Regions from separate parts of the Homo sapiens genome. Here all the other regions are linked to region 1. A link is a contact called in ENCODE Hi-C or POLR2A ChIA-PET data. All regions are on one chromosome and are shown on one strand. Each heading gives the region's core, a stretch centred on a gene start or an enhancer-like site at or near the end of the contact. The rest is flanking DNA. Distances are from core to core; before and after follow the strand shown.

What was found. A loop is a pair of places that touch in the nucleus more often than their neighbours do. ChIA-PET counts read pairs that join two places held with the same protein, here RNA polymerase II (POLR2A). Pooled maps may share reads with other maps.
Region 2: a loop to region 1 is called in a pooled map, with 2.6 times the contacts of the local background. The contact joins the enhancer-like site here to the promoter of KRT10-AS1 in region 1. A Hi-C loop is called at or near these places in 1 of 168 maps with a recorded cell type or tissue (Calu3) and 5 of 50 pooled maps. POLR2A ChIA-PET finds 5 or more read pairs at or near these places in 11 of 52 experiments (CD8-positive, alpha-beta T cell, GM12878, HepG2 and 8 more).
Region 3: a loop to region 1 is called in a pooled map, with 4 times the contacts of the local background. The contact joins the promoter of RARA-AS1 here to the promoter of KRT10-AS1 in region 1. A Hi-C loop is called at or near these places in 1 of 37 single-sample maps with no recorded cell type and 6 of 50 pooled maps. POLR2A ChIA-PET finds 5 or more read pairs at or near these places in 2 of 52 experiments (AG04450 and K562).
Region 4: a pooled map shows a loop between it and region 1 (6-fold over the local background). The contact joins the promoter of IGFBP4 here to the promoter of KRT10-AS1 in region 1. A Hi-C loop is called at or near these places in 3 of 37 single-sample maps with no recorded cell type and 6 of 50 pooled maps. POLR2A ChIA-PET finds 5 or more read pairs at or near these places in 1 of 52 experiments (activated naive CD4-positive, alpha-beta T cell).
Region 5: a pooled map shows a loop between it and region 1 (4-fold over the local background). The contact joins the promoter of GJD3-AS1 here to the promoter of KRT10-AS1 in region 1. A Hi-C loop is called at or near these places in 1 of 37 single-sample maps with no recorded cell type and 7 of 50 pooled maps. POLR2A ChIA-PET finds 5 or more read pairs at or near these places in 3 of 52 experiments (AG04450, HEK293 and K562).

The regions. Positions count from the first base shown.
Region 1 is chr17:40,817,653-40,822,237 of GRCh38, forward strand. KRT10-AS1 (KRT10 antisense RNA 1) reads left to right here and starts at 1,493. Exons shown (of 3, transcript NR_160888.1): 1 at 1,493-1,556. It overlaps KRT10 (keratin 10), which reads right to left. Exons shown (of 8, transcript NM_000421.5): 1 at 4,307-4,585; 2 at 3,383-3,465; 3 at 2,859-3,015; 4 at 2,610-2,771; 5 at 2,397-2,522; 6 at 1,865-2,082; 7 at 1,135-1,509; 8 at 465-830. The coding sequence ends at 824. RefSeq lists an enhancer at 2,003-3,202.
Region 2 is chr17:40,539,441-40,544,335 of GRCh38, forward strand. No RefSeq gene overlaps it. Among named protein-coding and RNA genes, the nearest start is that of CCR7, 24 kb to the right of the region's middle. RefSeq lists enhancers at 3,108-3,237, 3,518-3,687. Within about 2 kb of position 2,676, at least 30 of the 41 ENCODE cell types and tissues checked have a DNase peak (open chromatin) inside an H3K27ac peak, as active enhancers do; they include CD8-positive, alpha-beta T cell and GM12878, where a contact is called at or near this core.
Region 3 is chr17:40,339,983-40,344,799 of GRCh38, forward strand. It overlaps RARA-AS1 (RARA antisense RNA 1), which reads right to left and starts at 3,154. Exons shown (of 3, transcript NR_110861.1): 1 at 2,894-3,154; 2 at 2,014-2,708; 3 at 885-1,718. All of the region lies in intron 2 of RARA (retinoic acid receptor alpha), which reads left to right. RefSeq lists enhancers at 1,432-2,010, 2,046-2,596, 2,083-2,132, 2,597-3,146, 4,247-4,797 and 1 more and a silencer at 1,513-1,742.
Region 4 is chr17:40,442,072-40,447,255 of GRCh38, forward strand. It overlaps IGFBP4 (insulin like growth factor binding protein 4), which reads left to right and starts at 1,379. Exons shown (of 4, transcript NM_001552.3): 1 at 1,379-2,013. The coding sequence starts at 1,665. RefSeq lists silencers at 1,276-1,465, 1,476-1,525, 1,536-1,585.
Region 5 is chr17:40,360,309-40,364,931 of GRCh38, forward strand. GJD3-AS1 (GJD3 antisense RNA 1) reads left to right here and starts at 2,537. Exons shown (of 1, transcript NR_186704.1): 1 at 2,537-4,623. GJD3 (gap junction protein delta 3) reads right to left here and starts at 4,429. Exons shown (of 1, transcript NM_152219.4): 1 at 344-4,429. The coding sequence starts at 3,507. The coding sequence ends at 2,623. RefSeq lists an enhancer at 2,349-2,643 and silencers at 2,471-2,540, 2,661-2,740, 2,771-2,880.

The DNA of each region.
Region 1 (4,585 bases), core at 243-2,742:
ATTTTGTTGGGGGTGATATGATTTTACTTGGGTGGTGTCAGAAGATATGTCAAGCTATATAACAATTGGGAAGAAGTAATATAGTAACTGGAAGAAAGTAAGAAAAGGCAAAGGTGAGAAGTCAGGTAATTAGAAAATATAAAATTTCCAATTATTATTATTTTGGGGGTTTTATTTGAGATATTCCAGAATTTCCAGGATTGAAATAATTTAAAGCCAGAGAGCTGGGAGCCTTCCACATATTGTGTATCTTAAAGAGTAATATTGGGGATTTACAGACTTTACTCAGTGAATTTACTGACGGTGGTCTGAACATACATGATTAAAAAACTTAGAAAAGGCATGACAATAGTTCTGTCTTCCGAATTTCTGGATACATCAACCTTCAACTGCTATGGGTTACTAATCTTTAATTTTAAAGAGTATTATGTACTTAAGTAAAGATAAATTCTGACAAATTGGGATAGTTTGCATCAGTAAGAAAGTTTATTGAAATTCATTAGTAAATGAGAACAGAAAGTTGTTTTTCTTTCCATTAAAGAACACTTTCTGGTAAAGTGAAAAGAAGAAATACAGAAACCACAAAACACCTTGTAGACACCTTATTTTCAAGGTCTATTTCCATAGACCATCAAGACAGAAGTGTTTTCTTGGAGACTTTGTTTTCCATGCATCTGTAAATAATGGTCTGTGTGAAGGGAGACTCTTTCCTCTTGATGCAGTTTAATAGTAGTGTTTCTTGGTTTCTGATTCAACCATAGATGAAAGAACTCTACCGTCGGGCGCCACCTCTTCAATAATTGTCTTGATTACTCTGGTTTTGTTAGTATCTGTGTGAATGATGGAAAAAAAATTTTAAACAGTCTGTAGGGATCCTTAGTAATTAACAAGCAAATATTGTAAAAAGAAGGAAATTTCAACTTTACATTGTTAAGCCCAAAAAAATGCTTAAGGTATGACATTTTGATCATGCCATTTTTCACGGCTGGTGTTAAGAGTAGTTTGTGAACAAATGCAAACGGAACCGTCTCTAAGATTTTTAATTTTTTAAAACAACTCTAGAGCTTAAAGCGCAAAAAAACCATCACAGGAAGTTAAAACTAATTCTGATTACCCCAGCTAGTTTCTGCTGACCTTGGTCCCTTAGATGAAGACTCGCCCACGGACCCGGAAGAGGAGGACTTGTGGCCTCCGCTGGAGCTGCCGCCGCCGTATCCGCCGCCGGAGCTGCTGCCGCCGCCGGAGCTGCCGCCCCCGTAGCCGCCGCCGCCGCCGCCGGAACTGCCACCACCGTAGCCGCCGCTGGAACTGCCGCCGTGGCCGCCGCTGGAGCTTCCGCCCCCGTAGCCGCCGCCGGAGCTTCCGCCGCCGGAGCTTCCGCCTCCGTAGCCGCCGCCGGAACTGCCGCCGTGGCCGCCGCCGTGGCCGCCGCCGGAGCTTCCGCCGCCGGAGCTTCCGCCGCCGTAGCCGCCGCCGAAACTTCCGCCGCCGCGTCCGCCGCCTCCGGAACTAAACGGGGTGAGGTCACATTCGGTTATCTCTAACGTTGGAAAACGGTGGGTAGCTTTCCAGTTGCCGTTAATTTAGAAAATAAGCAAAACGTGTTGAAAAAATAAAACCCTGCCAGGTATATATTTTAAAACCCATCCTTTGAAAACAATGTTAAGTTCACAGAACTCTTAAGAATCATTTTGGGCCAAATTCATGAGAAAGTGAGATTGCGGTTGCGTACTCCTTTTTCTGTACTCTACCCTCTCTCCTCCCTTCCTCTCATTCTCTGGCATCTTCTTGGGGTTTAGATAAGCCTTGCTATCTGGAATATTGAATAAAAGAAACTGGGATAACTTTTCATTTTAAAATTTACCTTCCCTCTCCTTCTAGCAGGCTGCGGTAGGTTTGAATTTCATTCTCCAGTCGGATCTTAATATCCAGGAGTTGTTGGTATTCAGTATTCTGGCACTCGGTTTCAGCTCGAATCTGTTGCAACTGTTCTTCCAGAGCGGATATCTGGGCCTGAATCTGTGAGAGCTGCACACAGTAGCGACCTTCTGTTTCTGCCAAGGAGGCTTCCAGGGATTGTTTCTGAAACGGATTTTTTTGTGGCTTAGTGACTTCCTTGTTCAGTTGAGTATGGTGACGCTTATTTGATTATTTAGTAAGGCATTATATAGAAGAATAAGAAAATGAACAGAATTTGTTGTATGTTTAATGGCACCATTTCAGTTTCAGCACTTTTAGATCAACACTAGTAGTACTTTTCCTCCATTAACATGAGCTTCACTTTGTTTTCTCTTTCTTACCTCCAACTCTGCATTTTTTTGTTGCATTGCATATTCTTAGGTGAGCATGAAACTTTGTATGATAAAGTTGAAGTCATTTCATGAGAGTTAACATACCAAGGCCAGTTGGGACTGTAGTTCTATCTCCAGAGCTTGTACATTACGTCTCAATTCAGTAATCTCAGATTTATAGCTGGATATCTGTTCAATGTTATTATCAATTTCTGTAGTCAGTTCCTTGCTCTAGAGTATTAAAAACAAGGAAAAGGGTGAGGAAATTCTGAAATGATAAAACCTCCATGAGTTTCACTATAAGGAAGATTACTTTACCTTTTCATTGAACCAGGCTTCAGCATCTTTGCGGTTTTGTTCAGCAAGTTGTTCATATTGGCTTCTCATGTTATTCAGAAGTTGAGTCAGATCAACACCCGGGGCAGCATTCATTTCCACATTCACATCACCAGTGGACACATTTCGAAGGTCTTTCATTTCCTGTTTGAGGAACAGAAAGATTTATTGGCTACACGAGGACCATAATGAACTCTCTTTTGGCTGGGAAAAGTATAACTTTTGTGTCACCTCCTCGTGGTTCTTCTTCAGATAGGCCAGCTCTTCAGTCAGGCTCTCAATTTGCATCTCCAGGTCAGCCTTGGTCAGGGTCAGCTCATCCAGCACCCTACGCAGGCCGTTGATGTCAGCCTCCACGCTCTGGCGCAGAGCTACCTCATTCTCATACCTGAAACAAGCATGATATCAATACTGGTTATAACTTATATAGGGGAGATGTATCTGGGCAGAGACTATTTAAAAAGCAGCTACATAGTTGATCTCATGTAATGGCAATATTTGTCATGTACAGTTCTCTTAGAAGTAATAGTGGTTTAATGGAAAAAACCTTAGCAGTTACTTTAAAATGCATTTTCTTCCTTTAATATTGCCAAAAAGGTAACACTGACATGGAAAATTTCTCAGATAACTCCAATACTATTTAACTTTGGGTGAATTCAGAAAAATGTAAATGTTATTGAGGGCATCCCAAGTCATTGTTAAAAACCACTGATGTATTCGTTGTGATAGTATTATACAACGATCACTTAACTTACTTCAGCCTGAAGTCATCAGCTGCCAGCCTGGCATTGTCGATCTGAAGCAGGATGTTGGCATTATCAGTTGTTAGGTTGAGAATCTGGAGGGAGAGGCACAGTTATTTGAGAAGAGGTCAGATGCAGATATGGCTTTTGTAGTGACATAGATGCACTCTGCACTTTTATGTTGTTCTCTTACAAAATCTTGGGAAAATTTTTTATTTTAAATATGAAATATTGCAGGCTTACCCATATACTTAACTTTGAATTATTTGTTCTCTTGGAATTTCTCCAGTCTTGTATTTCTGTACACGAATTATTCCTTTCTGAAAACTAACTGGAATTATATAGATGTATTCCTGTAAGTGTGCCCTCCTCTTTTAGACTATGTGATTTCCATGTATTTCAGCCATGCTTTGGCTGACTCACACCTGCATTTGTTTAACTCATGATAAATACTAATAAATAAATACACTCTGAACTGGTACACAATAGGTACAATTCAGAAATTCCTTAGAGGCAAGCAGTGTCCCATTTTCATACTGGAAAATTTATTTTTCTTGCCATGTTGGTACTGAATATGGCTTGTTATCAGTCTGAATAACATTTTGTTCTGATTCATATCATGATTTTTTTTTTCAGTTTCTACATTTGTAAATAGCCTAGCATATTTTAACTGTGGACTCATTGTATGCTCATTAAAACCTCAAAAGTGCTTAGTAAATCTCCCATCCTCTTAAGACAAGTAGCACACTTGCTGGATGAAGATTGCCATGACCATAGTTTCACAGATGTTTATCTTTGATGAGACTGGGTTATTTTTGAAGGAAGAAAGTAACATGGGTAAGCATAGTGAACAGCCACATTGTGCTTAATTTAAGATTCATCTGTCTGGATTACATGGACAAGATACTTAAAGCTGGATTTAAAAATACCTCTTACCTGATTTTTAAGGTCATCGATGGTTTTGTAGTATTTGCTGTAGTCACGAGGCTCCCCCTGATGTGAGTTGCCATGCTTTTCATACCACTCCTTGATTTTGCCTTCCAGCTCATAGTTTGATTCTTCCAGAGCCCGAACTTTGTCCAAGTAGGAAGCCAGGCGGTCATTCAGATTCTGCATGGTTACTTTTTCATTTCCAGAGAGAAGGCCACCATCTCCTCCAAATCCACCACCAAAGCCTCCTCCAAAGCCGCCTCCACCAAAGCCGCCTCCACCAAA
Region 2 (4,895 bases), core at 1,426-3,925, 280 kb before region 1:
GTACCCAATAGCTGATGAGATTTATCTGAGGCACCACTATTGTTAAAAGGAATGTAGTGATCTGAGCCCCAGGTGCAGAACCCTAGCATAGCGATGGGAGCGATTACAGCACTCACCACCTCTGGGGAGAGTCTGCTCTGGCACCCCTTGCTTTAGGGCCCAGGTGAGGCTGAGACAAGCAAGTGTGGCTACGTAGGGTAGCATGGGAGAGGTGGAAATAGCTGGACTGGGCTTTTCCCCTCTGGAGGACCAGTATCTCCTATCAAAACTTAACAGTATGGATGCCCCAGCCACTCTCTGCCAGCCAATTGACAAACAGCCAGCAGCTAATTCACACTAAAATGTTAATAGCAATAAAGGAATCAATGGTATTCACACCCTGGGGGTGTTGATAGCTGTTAATGGCTGTCAGGTTCTACACATGGCCTTCTCAGCAGCACCACTCTCCTCTCTGAAGCGCCTGTGGCTCAGCTGGAGAGCTGACTGCTGCAGAGTATAGAGGCCCACGTTTTGGCTCTAGTCTGTGGCTGGGAATCTAACCCAGGGGACACAAGCCAAAGTACAGGAGGCAGGCAGAACTGGAGTACAGGGTCACCTTGGTGACCACCGTCAGCTCCTAGAGCGCAGGTGAGCCAGTTGGCCTTATAAGCTTAGGTCAGATAAGATGAGACCAAGCGTGTGGCCCACCACCGCCCCTTGCTTCAAGAAAGGCAAGGTCTGGAAGGTGGAGGAGAGGTGGCATCTGGGGCAGAGTAGAGCATGGAGGTCCTCCGTGCACAGAGGAGCAAAGCTGTTGCCCCCTGCTCTTCTTCAACGTGGGCAGCTAGGACCTAAGCTCAGCACCACATCAACCTCATCTGACACGTGGCTGGAGGAACAGGGCAGTGGTGGCTGTGGTGGGTTGGCCACAGCCTCTCTTGGGCATGGCTGACCAGCTCTTTGGGCATAATGTAGCTCTTAGGAGGCCTAGGCCCAGGCTGAGCCCAGCGTGGGGGAGTAGGGAGTCTCAAACCTATTGGGCTAAAAATCAGCTGAGGGCATTGTTAAGATGCAGGTTCAGATTCCTTAGGTCTGGGGCCTGAGGCTCTGGTTTTTCACAAGCTCCTGGGTGGTGCTGAGGCTGCGGGTTCAGGTCATACTCTGAGCAGTGAGTGTGGATGCCTGGGAGTGAGAGGCTGAGCAAAACACTTTCCTGGCTGTGACCTTCGTGTCCCTTCCGGCTGTGACACTTTGTACATCGCCAAGACCACAAGTTGAGTGGGTGGTTGGGGCGCGGAGCTCCTGCACTCAGTTGCCCCACTGGCGGAGGAAGGTGGCTGCCCTTTGATGTGATGAAAAATAAGAACAGTCGCCAACCATTGAGAACTTACTCTGAGGACACCTCATCACTTGTATGTGGCAGAACATGGCCCTGAGATGTTTTTGAGGCTTGGAGGACCCTGAGTTATGAGAAAGTTTAGGGAGGGGAAGCACTGGTTTATTTGGGAATTATTCCCATCCCAGGTCTCTCTGGCTCTTTTGAGGGTCAAGGGTCTTATCAATCCCTTTCTCAGTGCCCAGCACAATGCCAAGAGTTCAGGGAGAAAGCAGATACCCCACAGAGACCTAGACAGGCCAGAGGCACTGTCCCTGGGCAGGGGAGGCAGGTCAGGCCGGCGGTGCTCACCCAGGGAGGCTCCAGGAACTCAACTCGGGCCTCTGATCAACCGCAGATAAACACTGAACTTTCTACCTGAGGAAGCTCCCTGGCAGGGCTGGGTTCCTGTCAAGGAGACAGAGAAAGTTTCCATTGAGTGGGGGTGTGTGCATGCGTGCGTGTGTGTGTGTGTGCATGTGTGCGAGTGTACGCGTGTGAATGCATGAGTGTGTGCGTGCATGTCTGTGTGCATGCATGTATGTGTGTGCATGTGTGTGTGTGTCTGTGTTTGTGTGTGTGTGCATGCGAACATGCACCGAGGTGCCCTATTATCTTTTCCTCTCTGCAGAAAATCAGGTCAGTGGTTTGACTGTTGTTGTTAACCGCAAGGTGGAGTGGGGAGGTGGCCTGAGATGCTGAGGCTGGGCTAGAGTATGAGGGCCAGGGTATGGGGCCACCAGGCTACAGGGCCCCCAGGAAGCAGTGGCAATGGATGCCAGTCTGGGGAGAGGGTGCTGCCTGCCATGTCCTGTTTCCCTCCTAGCATTACTCTCCCTTTCTTTAGGGCCTTGGCTGCCTGTCCTGGTAGCCGCTGTTGAATAACCCAGGGACTGTGGCTGAAGAGAGGCAGTCACTCTGCCTTGTGGCTCGGGACACGGTGGAGGGGTGGGAGGTGCGGGCAGGGCCCCCCCATGGGTAGTAGTAACAACAGCCAGGCTCTGGCAGTCGCACTTTCACACCGGAGTCCTCACCTCGCCCACAGTGCCCTGGAAGCATGAGAGCAGGTGTTATTGTTGAGGGCACTGAGAAAGAGAGAGAGAGGGGCCAAAGAGCTAGTTCAAAGGCATCCCGGTTCTCACTCTGGCCTCAGACTCCCCTTCTGGGGTCCTTGAGGGCCCCTAGGCCACCCCGAGGGGTTGGAGGAACACTTTGTCCATTCCCCGTGGCAGATGGAAGGACTCCGGAGCATGTCAGCTGCAGCCTGGGCCTCTGTTGGGTCCTCGGCTCTGGGTCTCTCACAGGCGGCCATCAAGGTGTTGGCTGGGGCCTTGGTCATCTCAAGGCTGGAGCAGGAAAGGACCTGCCTCCCCAGGCCCTAAGCTTGAATGGTGCTGGGGACAGGGGGCAGCACTCTTCTGGCACGGCAGCCCCTCCTCCGTCCTCTTGGCATCTTGTCCTTAAAGTTCATCGTTGCCTCGTCCGCTAACCTCCTCCCCCTCCTTTCCGCCTCCATCTCCCCAAGTCCTTCTCGCCTCTGCTTTTGCTTCCACGGCTGTTTCCTCACGGAGGCTCAGACAATAGAGGCTAATGATCCAACTGCTGAGAGCACACCCTCCTCTAGCAGCCAGAAATCATCTGTTACCCATCGCCCGCCCTCCCTGGGGCCCAGGCTTCCAGACTGAGACCTTTTCCTTCCCTCCCACTTCTTACTGGAAATGAGCCCCCGTCCTTCCACTCCCCCCTAACCCCCCAGGCCTCCCTTAGGGAGGTTCAAGGACTCGTCTCTGACTCCACCTATCTACTGGGTACCCCTCTGCAGGGGGGAGGCAGGGGCTGGTGCCCACGAACTCTGGAGGCCCTTCTGGGAGCACAGTCTTGCCATGACCTCTCTAGGTCAGCTCAGCTCCCTGTGCTGGACACAGACCCGGAGAACAGCTCAGCACGAGGTTACCAGGCTGACGTTGCACAGACTGTGCTGGAAATTACAGAGTGCCTTGGAGGGAAAAACAAACTGGGGTTTCAGTTCCCATGGAAACGACATCTATTTGCAGAGGTGCTTGCGTCAGAGCCCGGGACCCTGTGCTTGGCAGGGATGGGGTGGATGTTAAAAGGCAGGGTCATCTGTTGACTGTCTGGGACTCTTCCAGGACAGTGTCTGAAATGGGGCCCTTACCTTTAGCCATGACAAACAGCTCTTTCCACAGAGGGGCCTGTCTGCCTGGGCATGTCTCTGCAATGCTGGGGTTTTTGGGTAGATTTTAAACTTATGAGTCAAGGGTGTGGGAAGACCCCACATTCGCCATTCATGAGCATTTATTCCACGAGCATGTTTTGACCTATGATGTGCCAGGCACTGGGCTAGGCCAGCCAATCAGGAGTTGGTCTGGACCTGCTAAGTTTGGGGCCTAAAGTCTCCCTTCCTGGGAGGAGCTTTGGTCAGACAGGGGCAAAGTGGGGACCTGCCAGGGACCACGTGACGTGGGAGCACACAGGCTCAGCAATGCCAGTCCCCTCACTCTGTAACCAAAGCAAATGCCTTCTGTCCTCGTGTGTCACAGGGGAGTAATTCCTCATCTCACGGGGAAAGATGACCCCTAAACTAGCCACTGAGGTCCCCACAGCAGAGGCGATTATTCCAGCTATTGTTATGGAAGAGTGTCTATTGTTACCCTCTCTATCACTTTACACTTTACGAAGAGCTGTACATCCACTACCTCGTTTAATGTAACACTCCAGGGAGGTTTTAACAACATCACACCTGTTTTCAAACGGGGAAACTGCATCGAGGGAGGAGAAGGCACTTGTCAAGGTCACACGGATGATAAACGGTGAGACCAGTATGGGAATCTGAATGCCGGACCCCCTGCTTTGCCCCCTCCTCCCTGTCCTGGGGCACCTGGTGACCAGACCTCCCACCCTGGCAGGCCTCCAACCAGCCCGGCTGTTTCCCACGCCTGGGGAATGGGAACCAGCTGTGTGCTAGTGCGGTGGGGCATGGATTGTTCTGGATCTGGTCTCATGGAGACTGCACATCAGAAAGACCACAACCCTCAACTCTGCTGCTCACCCAAGTCACTTCACTCTTCCTTGACTCAGTTTCCCTCTCAGTAAGTTGACAGAAAGCCTGTGAGGGGATCTGAGTGACTTATGTCCTATAAGAAATCTGAAGAAATAGGCCGGGCGCAGTGGCTCACGCCTGTAATCTCAGCACCTTGGGAGGCTGAGGTGGGCGGATCATGAGGTCAGGAGTTTGACAGCAGCCTGGGCAACATGGTGAAACCCTGTATCTACTAAAAATACAAAAATTAGCTGGATGTGGTGGTGCGTGCCTGTAGTCCCAGCTACTTGGGAGGCTGAGGCAAGAGAATCACTTGAATCCGGGAGGCAGAGGTTGCAGTGAGCCGAGATCGCGCCACTGCACTCCAGCCTGGGTGACGGGGTGAGACTCCGTCTCAAACAGACAAACAAAAAAGAAATCTGATGAAATAGTTTCTTGTTGGTGGCCACTTGGACGACCTTTCCTCTCTCCTGTGGGTGA
Region 3 (4,817 bases), core at 1,904-4,403, 480 kb before region 1:
TGACTGCACTTCAGGGCCCCACATCCACCTGTCCAGCAGCCCAGTGGACTTCTCTGCTTTGCAGTCTCAGGAACTTCACTGATGCGTAAGTCACACACAAGTCTCTTTGCTACCTCTTTTCCCATACCCCTTACCCCCACCCCCCCACGTTATTTGTACCTTTAAAATGTTTATTGAATCCACCTTCCTCTGTCCATCAGCACTTCCAGTTTCCTAGGCCAAGCCACCCTTGTCTGATGCCTGGACTGCTGCAGTAGCTTTTACCTGGTCTCTCTTGCCCTCCTATAATCCATTCTTCACACAACTACTGGAAAGATCTTTTTACACTGTAAATCTGATCTTTCCTTTGCTTGGAACCTTTCTATGGCTTTTCCTTGCATTTAGGATAAAATCCAAAAGCCTTACTGAGGCCTATAAGCCCCCCTGGTCTGGCCTGAGCCCACCTCTCTAGCCTGGTCTTGTGTACCTTTTCCTTTTGAATTTTGTGCCCCATGATTCTAGCCTTCTGCCAGTTCCTTCAATGAACTCATCAACTGCTGTAACCCCAGGGCCTTTGCACAGACTCGCCCTTTAACTGGAACTACACTCCTTTCTACTCTTTGCCTGATTAACTTACAAACTTTCTCTTATGGTAGGTCTGTTTTATTTGAGTTCTTCCCTAATTTAGTTAAACCTAAATTAGGTACCTATGTTAATTCTTCAGAGCATAATAGCATTTATCTCAGTTTGCAATTGTGTGTGCATACAGTGATTATTTGCTTAATGGCTGTTGCTCCCTAAGGTCTACAAGGGCAGGTTCCCCAGGGTGTCCACATAGAAGGTGCTCAGAAAAATACCTTGAATTGGCCTAGCTTGGTAAGAACATGGGCTTTGGCAGCAGGAAGTTCAAATACCTGCTCTACTCTTTATTATTAGTAATGTGATCTTGGACAACCCACATAGCCTTGCTGAGACCTGTTTTATTTGTAAAACATCTCTTGGAGTTGCTGTGAGGATAAAATGACAACATATATAAAGAGCCAGGCTTCTTCTAGAAGAATGTCCTTGGGTAGCATGTACATTTCCATCCTTCCTTTTAGAGAGTGGGGGTAATAGGATACCCCCTCCTCCAGGGGTATCCCCTCTTTCTAGGGACCTACCCAAGCTAGGCCTTTCTTCCAGTGAAACGTGCATCCCGAGGGCTTCTAGGATGAAGTAGTCCACTGGAAGGCACCAGCTCTTCCTTTTATCTCTCCAGAGCTGGACAGTGCACCAGGGGCCGGTACTGGTTCCCCAGCTAGGAGACACCTTGGGCGGGGCTTTGCTCGCCGGAAGCACGCAGAGCGTGGGGAGGAGGGCCCCCTCTGCCTGTGTTTGTGCCAACAGCACCCGCGCTGCCGCGTCGGGTTCCGGCGGCCGGAGTCACACATGATGTCACAGACAATGACACAAGCCGGTGTCTCATTCCGACACAGCGTCCGAGCTGCACAATGTCACACCCGGGTGCCAAACACTTGGCCCCGCGCGACCCGGCCCTACGCCTCCTGCCGCCGCTCTCCGCGTCTCCGGGGGAGGTGGCCCGGTTCGGCCGGGCAGGGGGCTGGCGGGCGAGCCCCGCGGGCGGGCTGGCGAGCGGGTGATGTCACGGGCAGCGGTGGGTGGGTCACTCGGAGGTGAGGCGCCGCCAGGCGAGTTCAGCGAGAGTTCAGCCGCATTGCATTAGGCAAATGAGGCCCGGCCTGGGTGGGGGTGTGTGTTAAGGGGAGGACACCGGGACCACCCCCCTCTTCCCCGCCCCACCACCTCCTCCACCACGGCTTCGCTCGGCCAGGGACTGACCAAACCTTGGGGGAGCCTGGGAGCCGGAACTGGTACAAGGGAGGACGCCCGCCCCTCTTCCGTCCTTGTCCCCTCGCAGCCCCCTCCTCTCCCTGTACTCGGCGTCCCTCTGTACTCTGTGTACTCCTCATCTGGAGCCTTTCCCCCTTCCTGCTTCTCTCCTCTCCTCCCCCTTCCCAGGCTGCCCCCACTTGCCTGTCCACATGCCGCCTCTCCCTCTCGGTTCCCTGCGTTTCTCCCGCTGCAGCCGGACGCGCCGGGAATGGGTTAAGCCAGGGGCGGTGCCTGGACGGGGCGGGGCGGTGGAAAGGGGGTGGTGCCCGGAGGGGAGGGGGCGCGCAGAGCTGGGGTGGGGGGGCCGTGGCGCGTACCACCAGAGACCGAGCGAGTCGCCAGCTGCCCCTGGCCTGGCGGGGGCGGAACCGCGCGGGATCCCCACCCCCACCCGGAATCCTCGCCACGGAGAATCCCTGGAGAAGCCCCGGATCCCCGGCTGGGAGGAGGAAGTGCTCGTTGACCCCCAGCCCCGCGCTGATCCCGCCCCCGGCCTGCGGACTTGGGGAGCCGCTGTACTCTGCCTCGGACGCCACGAGACTCTAGACGGGAGTCCCCTCGAGGTGAAGCCGCTGAGTTCCCGGGCCCCGCCAGGCTTCCCTGGGAGAGCCGACGGACCCCCCCTCCCAGCACACACAACTTCCCTGCTTTTCACCGGGACTGGCGGAGCGGCCGGCGGACTTAGACGCGGGGACTTCAGGGCAGGGGGCGCCCCCTGCCCGGGTCACCAGTCGGGGCGAGGGGACGTCTCCTCTCCCCCAGCTGCTCTGCTCGGATGGCGCCGCCGGCTGAGTGACGGGGGCGGCGCGCAGGACTTCCCAGCTCGGACCTCTTGCCTTCGAGGGGAAAGATGTACGAGAGTGTAGAAGTGGGGGGTCCCACCCCTAATCCCTTCCTAGTGGTGGATTTTTATAACCAGAACCGGGCCTGTTTGCTCCCAGAGAAGGGGCTCCCCGCCCCGGGTCCGTACTCCACCCCGCTCCGGACTCCGCTTTGGAATGGCTCAAACCACTGTACGTACCGGCCTCTCAGTCTGCTGTTGTAGGGGGTGGGAGTGGGCGGTAGGGCTTCCACTACTACTCGGGGGTGAGAGTCCCGGGGTGTAGTGGAGGTCCTGTCTCTACCTTTCACTTAACCCGTGTTGCCCTTGCTGGACAATTGAACCCTCCCGGCCGCACCCTCCCCCCAGTAACCCTAAGTGCAATTTGTGTTAGATTAGGGCTGAGGAACTTTGAGAGTTCCTTCTTTCAAGCAACATTCCTTCATCTCTTGTTTCACTTCTTCCAGGAGAAATGAAGCCCAAGCCCCTTGCCCCCAGTTTATATCTTCTTGCCTGGAATCCAACAGCTTCACAGCAGGCTGGAGGGTGGGGTAAAGGTCCTGTCTGTGTGGGTTTGTCTGCTCCCGGGGGAAGGCCCCCCCGCCAGATCCCACTTGCCAAAGCCCGAGGGAGAGCCCCTTCCTGTGCGACAGCTGCTGCCCCCAGCCCTTGCTCTTGCGTCATTAGAGTGGGTGTCAGGGGAGCACTCAGTGTCTTTGGTATTGACAGTGGGGTGTGGCAGAAAGGGGCAACTTCATCAGACACCCGTCTGCCATCCTAACCTTCCATCTTGGCAAGGGGCACTGGGTCCTTATGGGGTTGTTGTCCTGGCCCCAGACACTTGGCTGTCATCTTTGAGGCTTTCATCCCCAGGAGTGGAGGGGAGAAGCTGCTCTGGTGAGAAGAATCCCTCTCCCCCTAATCCTAATCCGGTTTGTTCTCTGGGGAATGAGTTTGTTTTTGTGGGTCTGGGGCTGCTCTGGAAATGAGGACTGCATCCCTTCCCAGCTCCGCCACCGAGTCCTTTTGTTACCCTGACTTCACTTGGGGATAGGGCCAGGTCCTGGGCTGTGCCTTCCTAAGAGGGGCACTGATGAGAATCCTAGCATCCTGGCAGCCTGGTCACTTTCTCTCCTTGTTGCCCCCTGCCTGGGTGCAGGCTCCTCTGGGAGGAAGGGCTCTGTGCACACTCAGGAGCTCGGAGCACCAGGGTGTACACCTGGGCATTTTCCTGCGCAGCTGTGAGGCAGTGTACACTGGGTGGGCGGGAGCAGGCGCAAGGGGGTTATTGTTAGATGGCTCAGGTTTCTTCCCCTCCTGGGCTTTGGGCTCTTTGCTGGAGGGGAAGCTCTTCCGTGGAGGATCTCCCACCTTCCTGGACCTGCTGCCTCCCTCCTGCCTGCCAGGGAGGAGGGGTGGAGTGGGTCTCGGGGGGGCCCTGGCAGATTGGAGAAGGTTGAAGGGCAAAGGACTTACCCCACCCCTCTTGCTGGGAGAAGAGAGACCTGAGATGGACAGACAGCCCACCTCTGCCCTCCCAGAGCCACTTCTATCCCAGCTTTTCCTATTGTCCTGCCCCCGACCATTTCCTCTAGGGCCGAATCTGCTGTGTGGCTGTAGACACAAGAGGGAAGGTATCACCCTTGACTTTGGAAGAAGAGAGAGTGAGAGGATGACTCTAGGACCCTTTTTCTCATTCTCCCAGTGCTGGAGCAAGACCCCCCTCCCCTAGGGGGATAGTTGGAGCAGGGCTGCCAGAGTCACCCCTTCCACTGCCTTGGCCACCTTCTCCAGAGGGCTGGAGAGAAGCTGGGATCTGAGACCTTGGTCTCCAGCCCCTGTCTCTTCTTAGCCCATGGGGACAGCTCAGCTCTTCCTGGCCCAGAACTGGAGAGGGAGGAGGATCACAGAGAGTAGGACAGGCAGTGTATTGGTGAGCCCTTCCCCTAAACCACTGGACATGGGGAAGTGGAGACCTGTCCCCACATCCATTCTGGGGTGGGGTAGTAGACCTAGAGGCCTGGGTTTCCAGTTCCCGTAGTCTGAGCGTGGGTGTGCATATATAAGTGAGTGAGGTGTCAGTGGACTCGGGTCCTGAGGCTGTGAGGTTGGGAGTGATGGGGGT
Region 4 (5,184 bases), core at 129-2,628, 380 kb before region 1:
CCTCCCGGGATCATGCCATTCTCCTGCCTCAGCCTCCCTAGTAGCTGGGACTACAGGCACCCGCCACCACGCCCGGCTAACTTTTTGTATTTTTAGTAGAGAGGGGGTTTCACCGTGCTAGCCAGGATGGTCTCGATTTCCTGACCTCGTGATCTGCCCGCCTCGGCCTCCCAAAGTGCTGGGATTACAGGCGTGAGCCACCGCGCCCGGCCTTCTTTCTTTCTTTCTTTTTTAGACAGAGTTTCCTTCTTTCACCTAGGCTGGTGTGCAGTGGTACAATTCTAGCTCACTGCAGCCTCCAACTCCTGGGCTCAAGTGATCCTCTTGCCTCAGGCTCCCGAGTACCTGGGACCACAGGTGAACGCCACCACACCTGGCTAATTTTAAAATTTTTTTGTAGAGACAAGGTCTCACTACGTTGCCCAGACTGGTCTTGAACTCCTGGGCTCAAGTGATCCTCCCGCCTCAGCCTCCAAAAGTGCTGACATTACAGGTGTGAGTCACTGCTGCAGGCCCCTCAAATCCTTCACTGCCATCTGGGAAATGATCACAACAGCTCTACAAATACACAATGATTACAAGGAATGGTGCCCCACTGGAGTTGTTCAACGCAAAACTTGCACATTGCAAGTGGCAATCTCCCAGGCCTGCCTCCCTCCACGAGTGGGTCTGAATGGGCCTGAGAGGCAAACATCCAAGAAGGAGGAAGAGGCTCGGCGGCACCTCCCTCCCCGGGAGTTCTGCTGATTCCATCTTGGGGAAGCAGGGTGGACCAGGGCCCAAATGCGCCCTGGGGAGATTGCGGGGGCGGGAGAGGTTGCAAGGGGCAAGTGGCAAGAGCCTGTTAACGTCTTAGGGCCTCCAGGCCTTTCTGTGCCCCTAGCTGTGCCTGTACGCTTTACCCCACCTCAGGAGGCTTGGTCTCCAGCGGTTGAGGCTGGAAGCACCGGGGTGCGGTGGAAAGGGCTCTGTCCAGGAAGACCGGATCCGCAGAGCCGGGAGTCCGGGCTAGGAAGTCCCTTTCTCGGTGGGAGACTGAGGCCGCCTTGGCGGGGCGGGACGAGACTCCTCCGAGGTCGGGAAAGGGGGCCCCGCAGCAGCCCCTTGGCTTCCCTTCTCCCTTGCCTCCCCTCCGGGGCTCCGGTTCAGAGGCACTCTGGGCGCCTGCTACAGCTTCCAAACTGCGCCGCTTCCTTCTTCGGCAGAAAAGGACTTTCAGATGCGGCGGCGGCGGCGGCGGCGACTCAGGACAGCGCCCCCTCCCCCTAACGGCCGCCTCTCCCTCTCCCCCTCGCCCGCCCCGGCTCCCCCACCTCTGGGAAGGCGCTGGGGGTGTGGCCAGGGACCGGTATAAAGTCCGGGGGAGCCGGTCCCGGGCAGCCGCTCAGCCCCCTGCCCCTCGCCGCCCGCCGCCTGCCTGGGCCGGGCCGAGGATGCGGCGCAGCGCCTCGGCGGCCAGGCTTGCTCCCCTCCGGCACGCCTGCTAACTTCCCCCGCTACGTCCCCGTTCGCCCGCCGGGCCGCCCCGTCTCCCCGCGCCCTCCGGGTCGGGTCCTCCAGGAGCGCCAGGCGCTGCCGCCGTGTGCCCTCCGCCGCTCGCCCGCGCGCCCGCGCTCCCCGCCTGCGCCCAGCGCCCCGCGCCCGCGCCCAGTCCTCGGGCGGTCATGCTGCCCCTCTGCCTCGTGGCCGCCCTGCTGCTGGCCGCCGGGCCCGGGCCGAGCCTGGGCGACGAAGCCATCCACTGCCCGCCCTGCTCCGAGGAGAAGCTGGCGCGCTGCCGCCCCCCCGTGGGCTGCGAGGAGCTGGTGCGAGAGCCGGGCTGCGGCTGTTGCGCCACTTGCGCCCTGGGCTTGGGGATGCCCTGCGGGGTGTACACCCCCCGTTGCGGCTCGGGCCTGCGCTGCTACCCGCCCCGAGGGGTGGAGAAGCCCCTGCACACACTGATGCACGGGCAAGGCGTGTGCATGGAGCTGGCGGAGATCGAGGCCATCCAGGAAAGCCTGCAGCCCTCTGGTAAGGTACCCCTGGCCTCCCAATTCCCTCCTGAGTGCGCTCCCTTCCCAGCGGCTTCTTCCCCATTCCAGCCGCCCTGGAAGGCCCTTAAAAATCCCCTATGAGTTGAAGAGAAGGCAGGTACGTGGCAGGGCCCGACTGGCATGGGACAGGCTCATCAAGGAAACTGCTACCGAGTCCCTAGCAGCCTGTTGCCACCACCAAGGGAGACTGTCCCATCGCTCCATCTCAAACCTCCAAGGGTTGTCTGTTTGATAAGGGGGTCCCAGTGGGAGGCCTGGCTGCTGGTGCAGGAGTGGCAGATTAAGGTCCAGTTAAGTCAGCTGTCTAGGGCCAGAGAACTGGAGGATGGTGGTGGGGTGTGTGTTGGGGAGGATGAGGGAGTGGGGAAAGCTTTCTGTTCCTGATCCAGGCCGAGGGTGAAATCCCAGTGGTCTGGGGAGCCAGGGCCTGAACTTTTTTTTTACATGGTCCAGTGGTGGAGTGGGACATACAAATTAGAGGGACTTTGGCGTTGAGGGGCATTAGACTTGCCCTTCCCCAAAGCCCAGAGCCAGGTCACCTTGTTGTTTGAGAGGCAGTGGGAAGACAGGGGTCCCTCTGCCAGGCCTGGACACCTCTGCCTGCCCTGGTATACAGGCCCCCTGTTCTTTTCTCCAGGCAGGTAGGATTTGAGGTGGTAGAAAAGTCTTGGCTCCTAGCCGAGAGCTGCAGGAGCCTCATGTGTGTGGGATAGGGAATAGAGAAGGGGCCAGGGCGCCAGGGGAGAGAAACAGAGAGAGAGAGAGAGAGAGAGAGAAACACACACACACACACACACACACACACACACACACACACACAGAGACAGAGAGAGAGAGAGAGAGAGAGAGAGAGAGAGAGAGAGAGAGAGAGAGAGAGACTCTGAGAAGGCCCTTGCCCTAACCTCATTCTTACACTTTCTTTTTTTGTTTCTCAGTTTCTCCTTAGACTCTCAGTCTCTTTTCCTTCTTTCTCTTGCTCTTTTGTTCTTCCTGATTTGTCTCTCAACCTCTAGTTTCACTAGTCATGCTCTCGAGTTCTGTTTTCCTCAGTGTCTTCTGCCCATCGTGCGTTTCTTTCTCCACCTTATTCTGTGTTTCTGTTTCAGTTGCTCTGCTTCTCTCCCTCTCTTTCTGTTGCTGTTTCTCTGTGTCTCTGTCACTGTTGGTCTTTCCCTGTTACTTTGGGAATCTCTCTGTCTGTCTTTCTGTATCTATGCCTCTGTTTCTCATTCCATCTCCGACCCTGTTTTGCTCTCCTGTGCCTCTGTCTGTCTCTGTCTCTTTTCCTGGTGCTTGAAGCTTCCATTGTTGCAGTCCGGATGCTGGGACTCCAGCCCCAAGCTTCCTGTCCTGGGACCCAAACCCTCCACTTCCTCAATCCTCTGCAGCTTGTCAGCCGAGGAGAGCAGGATGCAGGGAAAACAGGAAGGAGGTGGACTCCAGGGGTCTGGGCCTCGGGCCTCTCTGCCCTTCCTGCCCCTGGGTAGGGAGAGATGGGTCAGCAGAAAACATTCTAGGAGAAATGCCAGCCTGGCACCCAGCATATCTGGGAAGGGGGGTCCTGGGGGAGAAAGTCGCTAATCTTGGGGCAGAGATGCCAGTGGCAATGGTAGAGGAGGGGTACTGAGACTGGGAGGGAGCAAGGGCCGAGCCCTTGGGTTCGCGGGGTACAACAGAGTCACGTTCCCTTTGAATCTCCATCCTCCACCAGCCAGAGGGTATCTGGCACCAGATAAGGATGGCTGGTAGCCTCCTCCTCTCTCAGCACTTTGAATGCAAGACAGAAGAGCCCTCAAAGGGCTGGGTAGGAATACCTCATCCTCTGGTTGGGTAGGAATACTCCATCCTGTAGTGGAGGAAAATAAGATCCCCTAGGGGTTTGGGGAGGGCATGGCATGAGAATTTTGTGGTTGTCCTCTGGATATAATGCAAACTGGCCTCCAGGAATATCTAGGGGCTGGGTGTGGAGGTTCATGCTTGTAATCCCAGCACTTTGGGAGGATTGCTTGAGGCCAGGAGTTCGAGACCAGCCTGAGCAATATAGCCAGACCCCCGTCTCTACAAAAAAAAAAAAAAAAAAATAGGCAACTGCAGTGGCTCATGCCTGTAGTCCCAGGTATTTGGGAGTCTGAGATGAGAAGTTCAAGGTTACAATGAGCTATGATCACGTGATTGCACTCCAGCCTGGGCGACTCTATTTCGTAAAAAAAAAAAAAAAAAAAAGTAGGCCGGGTGCAGTGGCTCACACCTGTAATCTCAGTATTTTGGGAGGCTGAGGAGGGTGAATCACCTGAGGTCAGGAGTTTGAGACCAGCCTGGTCAACATGGTGAAACCTCGTCTCTACTAAAAATACAAAAATTAGCTGGGCATGGTGGTGCGTGCCTGTAGTCCCAGCTACTTGGGAGGCTGAGGCAGGAGAATCACTTGAACCCGGGAGGTGGAGGTTGCAGTGAACCAAGATTGTGCCACTGCGCTTTAGCCTGGGTGACAGAGCGAGACTCTGTCTAAAGAAAACAAAACAAATAAACAAAAAAAACAAAAAACGGTGTCTTGGAATGGGGTGGCTTTAGGTCCCCTTTGGATGACACAGCCAAGGTCTGTAATGCCCCTCCCCCTTTCCTCCTTGCCTTGTCCTCCAGCCTCCAGCCATGCAATGGATGCAGGTATCTGGAGAGAGACGAGGGAAGCCTGGAGGTACCTACTGAGCAAGCTATGCCCGTGCCCTCCCACACCTCCTAGTCATCATAGAAGTAATCCCTTGCTGTGACCTGGGCCACATGGCACCATGTAAAAGGCACTCTCTAGAGTTCTGCTGCAGCCCTGCAGGGTCTGTGGGTGAGATAAGACGACCAAGCCCCTACCCACCCATCTTTTTAGCCTTACACAGTCAGTAGGCCACTGTCTGCTTTAGGTCCCAAGGTTTGGGCCCACTGGCCCGCGAATAGCTTGGTCGAGGGTACCTGTCTATTTTTTCTGCCTTTTCCTTTTGGGGCTGAGTGTCAGCAGGTGGCTGGGGGAGGGTGGCCACTTGGCATGCCCCCTTCTTTGGCTGCTATGGTCCAGCTGCCTCCTGTTTGCCCCAGGGGCAGATCTCCCCTTTCCGTCTCCAGCCACCCCTGCCTGCCCTCCTGTCACAGCTTTCCATGT
Region 5 (4,623 bases), core at 1,287-3,786, 460 kb before region 1:
GCAGAGCTGCAACAGGCTTGACAGGCCTACGGGAGTGCAGGGCAGAGGCACTGAATCACGCTTGGGGCAGGGCTCAGAAGCCTTCCTGGAAGAGGTGGCCTCTCTCAGCTAAATCTCTTTTTAATTTAGTTTTATTTATTTTGAGACGGAGTCTCCCGCTGTAGCCGAGGCTCATTGCTAAATCTCTAGAGGAAAGAATTGGCTAGGTGGGTGCAGATTTGGAAGACTTAGTATGAAAAAAAGAATGTAAACTATCTCCTTAATACTTTTTAATATCAATGAGGCATTAAGATGAAAATACTTTGGGTGTGCTAGGTTAAATAAAATACGTGACTAAAATTAATTTCATTTGTTTCCTTTTACTTTTTTAATGTGGCTAATGAAAAACTTGAAACTACATACATGGCTCATATGCTATTTCCATCGGATGATGCTGATCTTGAACATCTTCTGACACACAGTAGGTACCCTACAAATATTTGTTGAATGAATACATCTGGAAAACAGCGGCACAGCCCCATCTGGGTTTGTGTGGAGGGGTCTGGGTTGTGGACACAGAACTGTCATCAGAGAGATGGTGCCCACCATAGCATGGATAGTGTTCGGGCATGGCAGTGGTGTAGGCCTGGGGACACCTTCAGTTTCTCATCCAACACATATTTACTGAGCACATACTACGTGCCATGGAAGGGGAGAGAGCAATGCCATCCTGCAGGAGAAGTGCTTTCCCTACGGAAGCGAGGGGCATCCAGCTCTGTCTTGGGGTGGGGGCTACCAGGGGAGCCCTCTCCTTGAAGGTGTCTGTTTTCTTCCCAAGTGACAACAATAGGTGGGTGGGCATTAGCTAGGGGAGGAGAAGGCTGCAGGAAGCAGCGGCTACTCTGGGCAAAGGAACAGCACGTTCAAACGCTTGGCAGCAAGCAGGTCTGGTGCTTGTTAGAAGAGAAAATTCCCTATGGTTCTGAGCACACCTGGAAGCCGGTGCTGTGGAGTCGAAGGCCTGACAGGGGCAGGGCTTCAGAAGGAAGCTTTGTGAAGGCGCTTGACTCACCCTGAGGGCAGGGGTGCTGCCCTCAGTCCCGGGTTTAAGTGGGGGGCGCTATTCAGAAACACCTCCCACTGCTGTGTGGGGCACAGGAGAGCTGAGAAAGACGCCAGGAACTCAGAAGGACAGGGTGGGGTGATGGCGGGGAACGCACAGCCTGGTAGGCAGGATGCGGTGAGGCCCGCAAGGTGCAGTCCGATGACGGCCCCTGGATTTCTCGCTTAGGTCCTGGGTGATCTTATGGAGAGCAGCCCACTGGCTGGTGAAGGGGGAGGGCAGACGGGAGGGGAGACACAGGAGGGGGATGCGCTGCATAGGCAGCAGCTCTTCGAATGCCCGCAAGTAGGAAGAAGGGGGTGGTTGGAAGGGAAGGCAGGGCCGGGAGCGCGTGTGTTTTGGGAGCTTTCTCCTGAGGACAGAAGGGACTTTCCCGTTTATAGCCTGGGGGAGCAGTAGCGGCGGGGAGGATGAAGATGGAGGAGGGAGGCATAACACACGTCTGGGTTGCCCTCTGGCCCGCCGCCCACCCCCACCCCACCTCCATGAAAGCGCCCAGCCCCCGCCTCGCCACAAGGGGTACTGTGAGGATGTTGCTCATAGGCTCCCGAGGATTGAGGCCTGCCCGGGGAAAGGGAGCCTCTCCTCCTCTTCCCTCCCTGGGCGGGGTCTCTTGGGAGGGGGGGACAGACCTCCTGTGATGCCCTGGCAGGTGGGCTGGGTTAGGGTGGTAGGGAGGGAGCCATTGTGGCTGCAGCTGGCATCGGATCCTGGCCACCCCCGCAGTGCATATCAGAGATCACACACACACGCGTGCACACACAGAGGTCACGCCGGATGTACACATGCACACATAGCGCACAAGGATGTTTCTGTGTACAGGTGTGCACACGCAGCCCACACAGAATGGACATGTGCGTGTGTGCACAATGCACTCACACAAAGCTCACAGGGATGTGAGTACACAGCTCTCAAGGGGCATATGTTTCTGTGTGCATGTGCACACAGCTCACCCGGGAGGGTTACGTGTGTCTGTGTGCACAAGTGGGCCTCACGCAGGGTGTACACATGCGCGCACATGCACAGCGCTCACACAGGGTGTACAGGTGCGCGTGCACACAGCTCACAGTGCTTATGTGTCCGTGTATGCACACTCGCAGAGAGCCCACAGGGGGACCACTCTCTCTCTGAACACAGAGAGTGCCTGAGAATGCTGGCATCACAGTTGTTTTTGTCCCCAGTAAAACAACCACTCTCCACCTTCCGCTCTGTTCTCCCCCTCGGGTCCACTCTCTCTCAGGGTCCTGGTCTCCTTCCTTTCCACCTGGGTGGTGGCATCCAGGACCTGCCTGAGTTCATTCTCCGCCCCCAGCCCGGCCTGCCCCAGGTGCCGCCGGCAGCCACTGGGAGGCAGTACGAGGCAAGTGCGATGCCGCCCGCGGGCCGTCCCCACAACGCGTCTCCTGCCGGGGCAGGTCCCGCGACAGCTCTGGTGGAAGCAGCTTCCGGCTTCTGCGGTGCGGGCGGAGGTGGCGGGGTCCGGCCCTCGCCGTCCAGTCCGCGCGAGGCGGTGCCCGCCCCTAGATGGCCAGATCTCGGCGGCCGGTGGCCGGTGACGCCTTGCCGCGGCCGCTGCCGCACTCGCGGAGGCTGGCCGGCGCCGGGTGCGCATAGGCCGGCGGGGCGCACGGCTCGGGGCCGGGGCGCCGGGAGGGCAGGGCCGGTGGCGGAGGTGGCGGCGGCGGCGGCGGGAGCAGCTTCTGCGCCTCTTCGTGTGCACGGTTGCAGCGGTTGTCACGCTCCCCGGCGCGCGGGCGGCCCTTCCAGAGCAGGTGGCCCAGCTCGGCTACGCTGAGCAGCGCCGACAGCAGCCCCACCGCGAAATAGAAGAGCACGAAGACGGTCTTCTCGGTGGGCCGGCTCACGAAGCAGTCGACCGTGTGCGGGCAGGGCGGACCGGCGCACGCGAAGTGCGGGGCCACGCGGAAGCCGTAGAGCAGCGCCTGGCCGCCCAGGAAGGTCAGCTCGGCCAGCAGGCGCAGCGCCACGCTCAGCAGGTAGCAGCGGCGCGCGCGGCGGGCGCGCAGGGCGCACGGCGCGCACTGGGCCTCGGGCAGTCCGGGGGCGCACTGCGCCGCCGCCTCAGCGCCGCCCGCCTCCTTGCCTGCCCGGTGCATGGAGTAGACGACGAACAGCACCGGGGGCGCCGAGAGCAGCAGGATGTGGAAGAGCCAGAAGCGGTAGTGGGAGACCGGGAAGGCGCGGTCGTAGCAGGTCTGGCGACAGCCCGGCTGCAGCGTGTTGCACACGAACTCCTCTTGCTCGTCCTCGAACACGGCGCCGCCCACCGTGGCCAGCACCAGGATGCGGAAGATCAGCATGACCACCAGCCAGAGGCGGCCCACGAGCGGCGACTGCAGCTGCACGGCGTCCAGCAGCGAGCCCAGGAACGCCCACTCCCCCATGGCGCTGGGGACGCGGGGCGGGGAGTCAGGGGATGGGGCAAGTCAGGGACCCCTGCCCCTTCCAAGCCTATCGGGGTGGGGTCCGTTGGACCTTCTCTGACTTCAGGGTGAGTCGTGAGGTAGGAGAGGCCCGGGTTTAGCGATGAGACCAGTATGAAACGGAGGGCCACGGGAGGGCCCGAGGGGAGCAGGCGACGCTCAGCTATGGGTTACCTTCTCTTTGGGACCGATGGGTGCTGGGGAGGATCCCCCATTTGCATTTTAGCCGCACCCCCTGAGCCGTCTCCGTTCGACCCTGGGATCCTCCAGATCCCAGATTCTTAGGAAGGACCTTGGAGATCAGCTGGACCAGCCCCTGACTTGCCTGGTTTCGGAAGCGGAAACCCAGCGGTGCCCTTAGCTGTCAAGGATGCTGTGGGAAGAGTGGAGCCTCGAACCCGAGACGCTAGACCCAATTTGGTGCCCATGGGAGGAGTGGGAGTGGCAGAGGCAGCGAGACCACTCCTTTCTTGGCCCACCATTTCTCTCACCATTTTTACTGCAGTGAACTCCTCTCAGGGTGGGGGGCTGGTACAGAGGCAACTCCGCTTTCATAACTCTCACAGGGTCCTTTGTCGGAGGTGTCCCTGCCCTCCTACCCCAGCGTGGTGGGAGTGCGACGCCAGGCTTCTCCCTCCTCCCTGGCCTCCTGTGCCTCCAGCCTCCACATCTCCTGAGATCCTCCCCACCCCACACTTACACAGGTCCCCACACGCCCCTGGTGCCCCTAAACCGCCACCCAACCCCACTCACCCTGGGGCCGGGACTGGGGTGTCAGAGCTGAGCCAGGGACCTTGGGAGGTGGCTGGGACCGGCGCCTCCTGCTCCCTCTTTCATTTTCCCTTTCGGATTTGGCCAGGATGGAGGACAGGACAGGATGGCTGAGAGGGGCTAGCGCTCCCCCTTCTCTTAAAGGAACAGGGTGACCCTGCTGGCTGGCTCCGCCCTTGGGAACAGGCACGGACCACGCCCCTTGCTGGGCTCTGTGGCCCTCACTCTTTAGCTAAATTTCCATCTGGAAATGGGGGAGGGGGGTAACCAGAGCCACATCCTTTATCGAGGAAGCTGGGGGATTCC